Regions from separate parts of the Homo sapiens genome. Here region 1 is linked to region 2. A link is a contact called in ENCODE POLR2A ChIA-PET data. All regions are on one chromosome and are shown on one strand. The core of a region is the stretch at or near the end of the contact, and the rest is flanking DNA. Distances in the headings are between cores, read along the strand shown. Region 1 overlaps MYO18A (myosin XVIIIA). Region 2 holds the start of RSKR (ribosomal protein S6 kinase related).

Evidence for each region. ChIA-PET counts read pairs that join two places held with the same protein, here RNA polymerase II (POLR2A).
Region 1: POLR2A ChIA-PET joins it to region 2 with 10 read pairs in T-cell. The contact joins the enhancer-like site here to the promoter of RSKR in region 2. POLR2A ChIA-PET finds 5 or more read pairs at or near these places in 2 of 52 experiments (HEK293 and T-cell).

The regions. Positions count from the first base shown.
Region 1 is chr17:29,145,925-29,150,406 of GRCh38, forward strand. All of the region lies in intron 2 of MYO18A (myosin XVIIIA), which reads right to left. The region is part of intron 1 of LOC124903967 (a long non-coding RNA gene); the gene reads left to right. Among named protein-coding and RNA genes, the nearest start is that of MYO18A, 32 kb to the right of the region's middle. RefSeq lists a silencer at 2,852-3,331 and enhancers at 3,712-3,901, 3,922-3,971. Within about 2 kb of position 3,052, at least 39 of the 41 ENCODE cell types and tissues checked have a DNase peak (open chromatin) inside an H3K27ac peak, as active enhancers do.
Region 2 is chr17:28,612,787-28,617,333 of GRCh38, forward strand. It overlaps RSKR (ribosomal protein S6 kinase related), which reads right to left and starts at 1,399. Exons shown (of 12, transcript NM_001174103.2): 1 at 1,301-1,399; 2 at 654-902; 3 at 476-559; 4 at 292-360. The coding sequence starts at 1,375. BLTP2 (bridge-like lipid transfer protein family member 2) reads right to left here. Exons shown (of 39, transcript NM_014680.5): 33 at 4,446-4,532; 34 at 4,103-4,213; 35 at 3,832-3,967; 36 at 3,593-3,723; 37 at 3,310-3,411; 38 at 2,878-3,012; 39 at 1,660-2,460. The coding sequence ends at 2,278. SPAG5-AS1 (SPAG5 antisense RNA 1) reads left to right here. Exons shown (of 3, transcript NR_040012.1): 3 at 3,499-4,547.

The DNA of each region.
Region 1 (4,482 bases), core at 1,802-4,301, 530 kb after region 2:
GAAGGGAATTCCAGGGTGAAGAAGTAGTGTAAGAGAAGGCAAAGAGGGGCCAGGCAGGCGTAGTGGCTCACGCCAGTAATCTCAGCACTTTGGGAGGCCGAGGTGGGCGGACCACCTGAGGTCAGGAGCTCGAGACCAGCCTGGCCAACATGGTGAAACCCCGTCTCTACTAAAAATACAAAAATTAGCCAGGCGTGGTGGCATGTGCCTGTAATCCCAGCTACTCAGGAGGCTGAGGCAGGAGAATCACTTGAACCCGGGAGGCAGAGGTTGCAGTGAGCTGAGATCACGCCACTGCACTCCAGCCCGGGCGACAGAGAGAGACTCCATCTCAAAAAAATAAAATAAAAATAAAATAAAATAAAAGGCAAAGAAGTGGAAAAGCATGAGATGTGGACAGTAAGTCTGGAAGAAATGTATGACACATATAGGAAACCAAGGAGGGAGGGATAAAGCTGGGAAGGAAGCTGGGTCTCAAATCAAGCAAGTGTGTGCTGTAGTGGACATGTGTTGTTTCTGCTGCCCACCACCCATTCCTCCATCCTCTGATTATAGCACTCCATTTTCCCCTCTGGGGACCCACCCCAGCACATGACTTCGCCCTGGCCAATAAGAATATCCTGGCCAATAAGAATATCCTCAGGCTATAGGTTCATGGAGGGCATGTGACCCAATCAGTTTCAAGGATACATAATGAAACTTGGGGATTATTCAAAGAGTCACACATCTCTATCCACACAACTAGAACCTGGGGCTGTGACATTTTGCCATTACTTGTCTGAGGACCAAGGCTGCCTAGAAGATGGGGTGAGAGACAGAAAAGGTCAGGTCTTGGTCACACTGTTAATGTTTCCAGATAAGGCTGAGCCTGTAGCCGGTTCTACTGCTGGACTTTTCAGATACTGGTGACAACACATATCTTCTTTTTAAGCCAGTTGAGCTGGGCTTTCTGTTACTCTCACCTGAAAGAGCTGTACCTGAGATGAAAGCAAGGTGGGCAGTCAAAGGAACAAGAAGGTACACACCAAGCACTAGCCATGGCCAGGCACATGCTACTGGTTTTCCTCTCAAAACCCTGCGAGGTAATGAGAAGGGGAATTGTGGAATGGGGAAACGGGGTTTACAGAGGTTAAATAATTGCCTGTGATCACACAGATTGTGACTGGCCAGGTGATTTGAACTCAGATTGTTCAGATTCCAGAGCCCAGCTCCTTACACACCACCACCTGCCTGGAAAACAATGGGAGGCACAACAAGCTTTTGGAGAGTGATGGGGCATGATTTAACCTGTGCCTTAAGAATGCTGAGCAGGTCAGGCATGGTGGCTTATTCCTGTAATCCCGGCACTTTGGGAGGCCGAGGAAGGCAGATTGCTTGAGCTCAGGAGTTCAAGACCAGCCTGGGCAACATGGCAAAATCCCATCTCTACAAAAAACACAAAAATTAGCTGGGTGTGGTGGTGGCATGCCTGTGGTCCCAGCTACTTGGGAGGCTGAAGTGGGAGGATCACCTGAGCCCAGGGAAGGTCAAGGCTGCAGTGAGTCATGATCACACCACTGCACTCCAGCCTGGGTGACAGAGTGAGAGACCCTGCCTAAAAACAAAAAACAAAAACCAAAAAACATTCTGAGCTAACAGGATGCAAGAGGAGGAGAAAGGAGGCTGGAAGGTGAAAGAACATTAGAAAGTCAAGGTAGTCAGGCATGGTGGCTCATACCTGTAATCCCAAAACTTTGGAAGGCAGAGGCAGGAGGATCACTTCAGACCAGGAGTTCAAGACCAGCCTGGGAAACACAGAGACCCGTCTACAAAAAATTTAAAAATTAGCCAGGCGTGGTGGCCTGCAACTGTAGTCTTAGCTACTTCAGAGGCTGAGGTGGGAGGATCAATCACTTGAGCCCAGGAGTTCAAGGTTACAGATTACAGTGAGCTACGACCATGCCACTGCACTCCAGCCTGGGTGACAAAAAAAAAAAAAAAAAAAGGAAGTCAAGGTAAAAGGTGATGCCAAATGAGAGATAAGAAGGGTCTGCCTAGGATTCTGGCAGTTGATGGGGAAGAGAGGGTGACTCAAGAGAAAAAATAAGCTGGACTTGGTGACTATTTGGGGAAGGATGGGAAATGGGCACAAGCGGGTCTGGGTGGAGATTGAGAAAAGTAAGGAAAGATACCAAGGTTTAAAGCTTGGGAAGATATATTTTGTTAAGATATATCTTAACAATGAGATATATATATCTTAACAAAATATATCTTAACAAAAGAATACTTCTCTGACCCCATTTGTCCCTCTAGTTCCCCTGTAAATCAAAACTCCTAAAAAAAAGTCTATAAGCACTGTTGCCATAAATGGGTACTAATTATATGATCCTTGTATTACAAATTTGCGGTGTGTAAAGTGTCAATAATAGAACTATATTTAGGGAGTTGGGGAGAGTCCTGTTTAAAGCACTCAGAGCTCAGGGCCAGGAGGGCCTGGAGCACTTGCTTTTGAAGTGGGAGGGCCCAGCCACTAGGGTGGCAGGTGCACTTCCAGGATGACCACTTCAGAGGTCCTCAGCACCAGCCCTAGGGCCAGTACTAGAGTCTACACCTGTCTCAAAGAAAATGCCAGCGCAGGAGTCCCTTCCCTTTCTTGGGAGGAATTATCCTTTATTCTTTTGTGTGTGTGTGTGTGTGTGTGTGTGTGTGTGTGTAAGTAACAAAATGTCACCTCGTATGAAACAGTAGTGTTAGGAGACAGCGATTGGTATTGAGGTGCCAAGATTTTTTATGAAATTCTACCAGTGCCGATAGCCAGTGGATTCTGAAGGGTTATAGGGCAGACTCCCTTTAAGAAGCCTAGGGATGGTCTCAGAGAGGAGAAGGAGGGCTGAGAGGAAACCTGGAGTGACCAACGGCGCATGCCCAGGGCCACCCCAGCCACTCAGCACCCTACGCACGGGTCAGGCTCTGTGAGGGCCGAGTCAGCCCCAGGCCCGGGGCGGCACTTCCCGGGTTGGCCCACCGGCCAGCCGGAGCCTGGGCGGGGCCAAGGGGGTGGGGCCAAGCCCAGCACATGCGCCTAGAGCCCTGGAAGCTCCGCCCTGCAGCGCCGCTGGCGCCCAGCAGAGGGTGGCAGCCCCCTTCTCATCTACCCTCCCGCTTTGCTGGGGCCGCTTTCACCTCCGCCAGGCCGGCCTCCAGGCCCCACCCCCAGGAGGCGTCCCCCAGGAGCTCCGGCCCGAGGGGGCTGCGGCGGCAAGATGGCCTCTCGCCGTCCCCAGGACGCGTAGGGCAAGAAGAGGCAGGGATGAGCTCGGTGCCCACTTTGTTTTTATCACCGCTCTATCCCCAGAACCTAAAACAGTTCCTACATATAGTAGGCATTCAGTAAATGCTTATTGATGGAATAAATGAATGAATACATGAATGCAAGGTCAAAAGACGCCAGGAAAGCCTGTTCTAGAGAGGGGCTTGTCTAGAGACAAGCAATCAGGAAGGTCAGTGGGTATGGGACGGCGAGCCACAGATCACTGCCCCAGAGGTGGTCGCCGAGGCTTGGGGCTCTGACACTCCCCCCAGCCCCTACACCCACCCAGTCCCTGCATTGGCACACCCATCAGTTTGCTCAGAGCCATGTGCCACCACACCTTTTCGGGCACAGAGCCCAAGTAGGGACGCCTGGGCTTGTCCTCTCTGCCAAGACCCTGAGTCAATCCCCAAAGACTAGGCAGGCATATGCGGCCGACTGCAGGGACCACCTGACTGGCCCGACAGCAGGCCTGCTGCTCTCTGAGGTCTCTCAGCTGCTGGGGATTTCCTCATGGCCCCCGGGGACTTCCAAATTGCCTCTGCTTTGCCAAGCTCCCCCAAGGCCCAAAGCCATGAGCCAGCCTTGAGGATCCTTTCCCAAAATCCTCCACAGCCCTGCCCCACATCTCATCAGGACTTGGGTCACTTCTGGGTCTCCTAAATGTACCACATGCACTATGTTCTCCTATCCACCCCCTCTGGTAGACAGGAGGGAATAAACATAATGAAGCATTGTTCTCTTTTTCATATAAATGACAACTCTTCTCCATTTCCACAGAAGAAAAAAAAGGAAGCCAGCTTAAGGGTCAGCCACAGCAATTTAAATAAAATATCAGTAAGGTCTTCCTGGGTGTGAGAGATGGAGGCCTGTGGTGCTTATTCTCAAAGTCAGAGAAGTTCTTCTAGACAAGCCTCAGGTTCCTCGTAACACTGGACATCCAATAAATATTTGAGAATCTGTGTGTTCACCTCTGGAGCCCCTATTGGGCCTGTTTCTAAAACCCTCTGAAGTAAAAAATAAAGCACAAACCCTATGTCCATAGAAACAGGAAGAAGCAAAAGCCTCTACCTTGCCTACCAACCCACCACCTCTGTGCTAACAGCCTGGGCCAAATCCACTGGGGCATGTGAGTACCTGTGTGTTACAAAGCTGGGCAGAAGACATCCTTGGCGAGGAAAGGAAGCGCTGCC
Region 2 (4,547 bases), core at 149-2,648:
GCTGCCTCACCTCTCAGTTCAGAGGAACTCAATATTTGGAACTGACTATCTGGTAATCCTAGAACCAGCAAATACTAAGGAATACACTGGGACATGCTTCAGAGATTTCCCTAGTAGGACATGGGAAAACTGTGTTGAGAGCTGATACTTTTCCCAGGATCTACTTTAGTGTTAAACTAGGCTGAAGCAGATGGATGAGGCAGAACCAGGAAAAGAAGGTGGGCAAGAAAGGTACTTTCCCTACCTGTGGCCTAGCTCTTCCCACAATCCTTTCCAGGACTCTGTGCATACCTGGATGCTAACCTCCTCTTTGCACTGCCTCACGGTATCCCTCTGTAGGACCTTTACCTTGGGCACCACCTATAAAAGGAGAGTAGTGATGACTCATAGATAGTGCTATTGAATTGTTTATTCCTCCCAACCTCTCTGGAATCAAGATTGGAAACAGAGACTAATGTGGTATCTACGCCCCTACCTTCACTGCAAATACAGCTTTCTGGGTGCAATCTAGCACCTTGAGGACAGTTCCAAAGGAGCCTTTAGCCACGAGGCCTAAAATCTGTACAGAGGAATGGAGAACAGGCCAGTTGAGACTGGTCATTTTTAACTTCTCCCAAAGACTGAGACCCCACTCAGGGATTCCACTGACTTACCTTCAGCTGCTGCTGCCCCCTAATGGGCCTAATGGGAAACTCTGGTAGAAAGAGGTTGATGAACTGAGGCACTGGCCACTCTGGCAGAGGCTTCTCTACCAGTACTGGGGCTGGCTTTAGGGATTCCTGGTGCAGATAGTGGTGCCCCCGTAGTTCCCAGAGTTCTTCCAGATCTGACCTGATGGTTCCCAAACCTGTCCAGAGGCTCTTCCAGCCTCGGGCCCAGGGACCCCGGATGTTGCCACCCTGCTGAGAACCAAGGGAGCCACTCTAAACTTTCTGCTCCTGAGGCATAGCAGGTTCCACCCATCTTACTAGGCACTCCCTCCCCTTAAGTCTCAACCCCTAGAGGTACATTTTTGAGCATGAGGCAAAATTCCCATTACCCTTGCTTTGTGCTAAGCCCCAGATTTCCTGGGCACAATTCAAATCCTCTAGGAAAATAATTGTTGGACATTTTCACCATGACGCATTAAGAGTACAGCCTGCACCTCAGTATTGGGCTGTGATGCTTTCATAGTACAGCCTCCCTGCCCCACCCCCACATTGGGTAATCACTTCCATGCTCCTAACCAGGAACTTCCCAGGACTCAAGCCCATGTCTCCCTCTCCTCCCCTCAGTAGGCTGCCAGAGCCCCACAGCCTACCTTGTGAGGGACAGCCACCCGGGTGTGTTCCCCCTGCTGGGTGTGCTGCCCCTGCCGACAGCTTACTGCTCCCATTCCCAGCCTCTGCCTCCTCTCTCTGCTAAATCTGCTGTCCCAGTTATATAAGCAATTCCTCTCCCTGATGCTGCGTGACACGAGCCCCGCCTCTTCCAGTCTGCAGAAACCCATCAGCATGGGGCCAGAGTCACACTAGGACTAGAAATTTCTGTGATACAGCTTCAGGGCAGAGGAAGGAAGGGGCCACCCTCAGAGTGGCAGCTGCAGGATGTTCTGGGTTGATGAGGGAGGAATACACAGATTGAATGCATGCACTCAACACACACACACAAAAATGAGCATCAAATTTAAAATATCTTTTTTTTTCTCTTTAAATCATTTTGCCATTCTCCAGGGTATATCCTACGGGGAAGGGTAGGGGACCCATGGCCAGCCCTGGCTCCTACTGCCATCCTCCCAAGTGAACTTAGCACAGAGACTGGGGAGGGGTTGACCCCCACTCCAGAACACCAATACCTCTTTCAAACATGACAGTGGAGTGAGGATCAGAGGATCAGCCCCCTCCCGTTTCCTGGCACAGAGGAAGGACAGTTACACTTAGAAATATATATATAATATATATATATTTATATATGTCTATAAAAATTTATCACACTTGATCAGGACTATCCCCCTACCCTTTCACTTGACCCCAAGGGAATAGGGTCCTGCCCTGGGCCCATTCCCTGGGTCTTGCTCTCTTGTTGCCTCTCTGGCCCTGAGCCTGATCAGTGTGAGACAGAACTCAGCATTACTGTCCACCATGCCCTGCAGCGAACAGACCAGGTGCTGAAGAGTGATGCCTATGGGCTCTGACACCCACAAATCCTCGTGGATAACGGGAAGCCCCTCCCACCCCACAAGTCCCTGGAGCCTGAGCCAGAGTCAGATCCTGTACTGCAGCCACTCGAATCGCCAAATCATTTGCGCCTGCCAAAGATGGACTTCTTGCCAGGGTTCTTGTCGCCCACACTTAAACCAATGAGGAGCCGGGCTTTCTCCTCCTCTTCCTGCTGTTGCATGTTCAGGTCCGATTTAGTTTCTAGCTTTCCCCGGACCTCAGAGCCTGTTGCAGACTTCAGCCTTAGCTTCTCTTTGATTACCTGGCAGATTGGAGAGGAGTAAAAGAAAATGTAAATATTAGTGGGCAGGCAGAATAAATCAAAATGAACCAAGACAATAAAGATTTATTAAACACATCCAAGGCACAATGGGGCAATTCACATACAATGGTCTCTGCTTTCAAGAAGCTTACAGTCTAATTATAACCCCTTCTAAACTTTAGGTTGTGTTAGCTCTCAGTTCCCTAAAATCAATGGTGCTATACGAAACACTCAGTAAACACTGAATTTAATAATCTGAGTGAGGTCATGGAGAGGGTAGGCATAGAAGCCACTCACTTCATGCACCTGCCCCTTCCCAAGGATATTTATTCATGGATTCTAAAATGAAAGGCTCCTGAAAAGAGGATCTGCCTGCCAGCCCCATTAGCCAAACAGCCATGAGCCCTGGCGGGATACCTGGGCAACCAGGGCTTTGCGGCTGTCCCTTTTGACAGCCATGGCAAAGTCTAGCCATGTCCATGTGTTGTTGTGGTACTCCAGACAGGGCAGCACCAGGTTAAGGTCACCCCAGTCCACACTGTTCTTCTCACCCTGTAAGAGGAGGGGGAGGGGAAAGAAAAAAAGAGGGGTGGGGAATACATCAGCTGCCATTTTGAGTCCCAGCCAGCCACTTGAGTGCCAAGTCCTACAATAGTAACCTACAGATACTGATTTCCCCTTACCTCAGCCTCGTAATGATGCTGACTCTTGAGGGGAGCAGAGGGAACAGCAGATTTATCACCCACAGCTCAGCATCACAAACAACCTAGCTGTCTCCCTGTATAGAATCTCTGATCTTATCTGGTTCCCTTCCCACCCTGTTCTACAAAGTGCTTGAGAGGTGCAGACCTTGTAGCTGACACACAGTGGAACCTGTGGAATCTTTATGTAGATGAAGGAGTTGTTCATGGCAGCTCGCTCTTTCATCTTGTCAATGTCATCCACAGGGTGCTAAGAAAGGCAGGCAAGGAGTGTGAGCCCTGAATCCATCAGAAGAAACTCAGGACCCCAAACATCTCCCTCTTCTTTTATCCCTAGAATGGACTTAGAGGAAACCGAAGAAATCCCAAGCCACACCAAACAGGACCTCAAGACTCTCCCATTTTTCTATCATCAGGGGCATGTTTGGTACCTCTGGCGATTTGCGAAATGACCTTCTGACCCCAGAACTCCGAGTCAAACCCTGTGCCACACCCTTCCCAGGGCCCAGTGGTACTGCATCATCTGTTGCAATCAGCTGCCGAGGCTTCACCACTGGTATTCCTATGAAAAAGCAAGTGTACCAGCTGTCATCCATCCTCGTTCTGAAGTCTCAGCTGTCTTTGGGGTTGCTACCCTATTCTTCTGGGGCTCCACCATAAAAGTTCTCACCAGTAGTCACCAGTTTGGACTTATCCTCTTCATCACCAACTTCATCATCTTCCACACTTCGGCCAGGAAAGAAAAAGCCCATCATTCTGTGGAAGAACTGGTGTGTCAGCTGGATGGTGAGAGGCACCACATTTACCTAAAAAGGAAAAAGATTCAAGAAGCAATTAAGCTCAGATACCATCATCAGTTTACCTACTCCTAATATCGTGTAACACACAGGTGGCTTTTGAATGTCCCTTGTTCCCAGGTCCCTAAGGGACTGCTTACTAACCTCAAAATGCTCCTTAACAGAGATACCCCCAACAGGGGGCCGAACTTTGCTGAAGAGGCGGAGAGCTAGCTGTCGCCCAGACTGGCAGGAGCTCTGGGGCCGCAGTACTACCTGTAGGATAGAGAGTAAAGAAGAGCCCAACCCAATGTCCTTCCTGCCATAAAGCAACCCACAAATCCTCTGCAGAATGAGAGGAGAAGCAATGGTACTGCTAAGCTGGGCAAGCTTTCACCCTCTCAGATCACCACATTGTTTTCCATAGTGGATTTATACTGAAGGGCCGTTATAAATGCCCCGTGCTAAAAACATGCAAATGGACTAGGAAAGGGGAAAAAAGACTTGCCTTATAGACAGCATTGGGGAGGAGGTTGTTCATGGTAAACCAGCCCAACTCCAGAAGATGTTCTGCTGTGTCATCAGACTTATTCACCTATAAAGACAGATT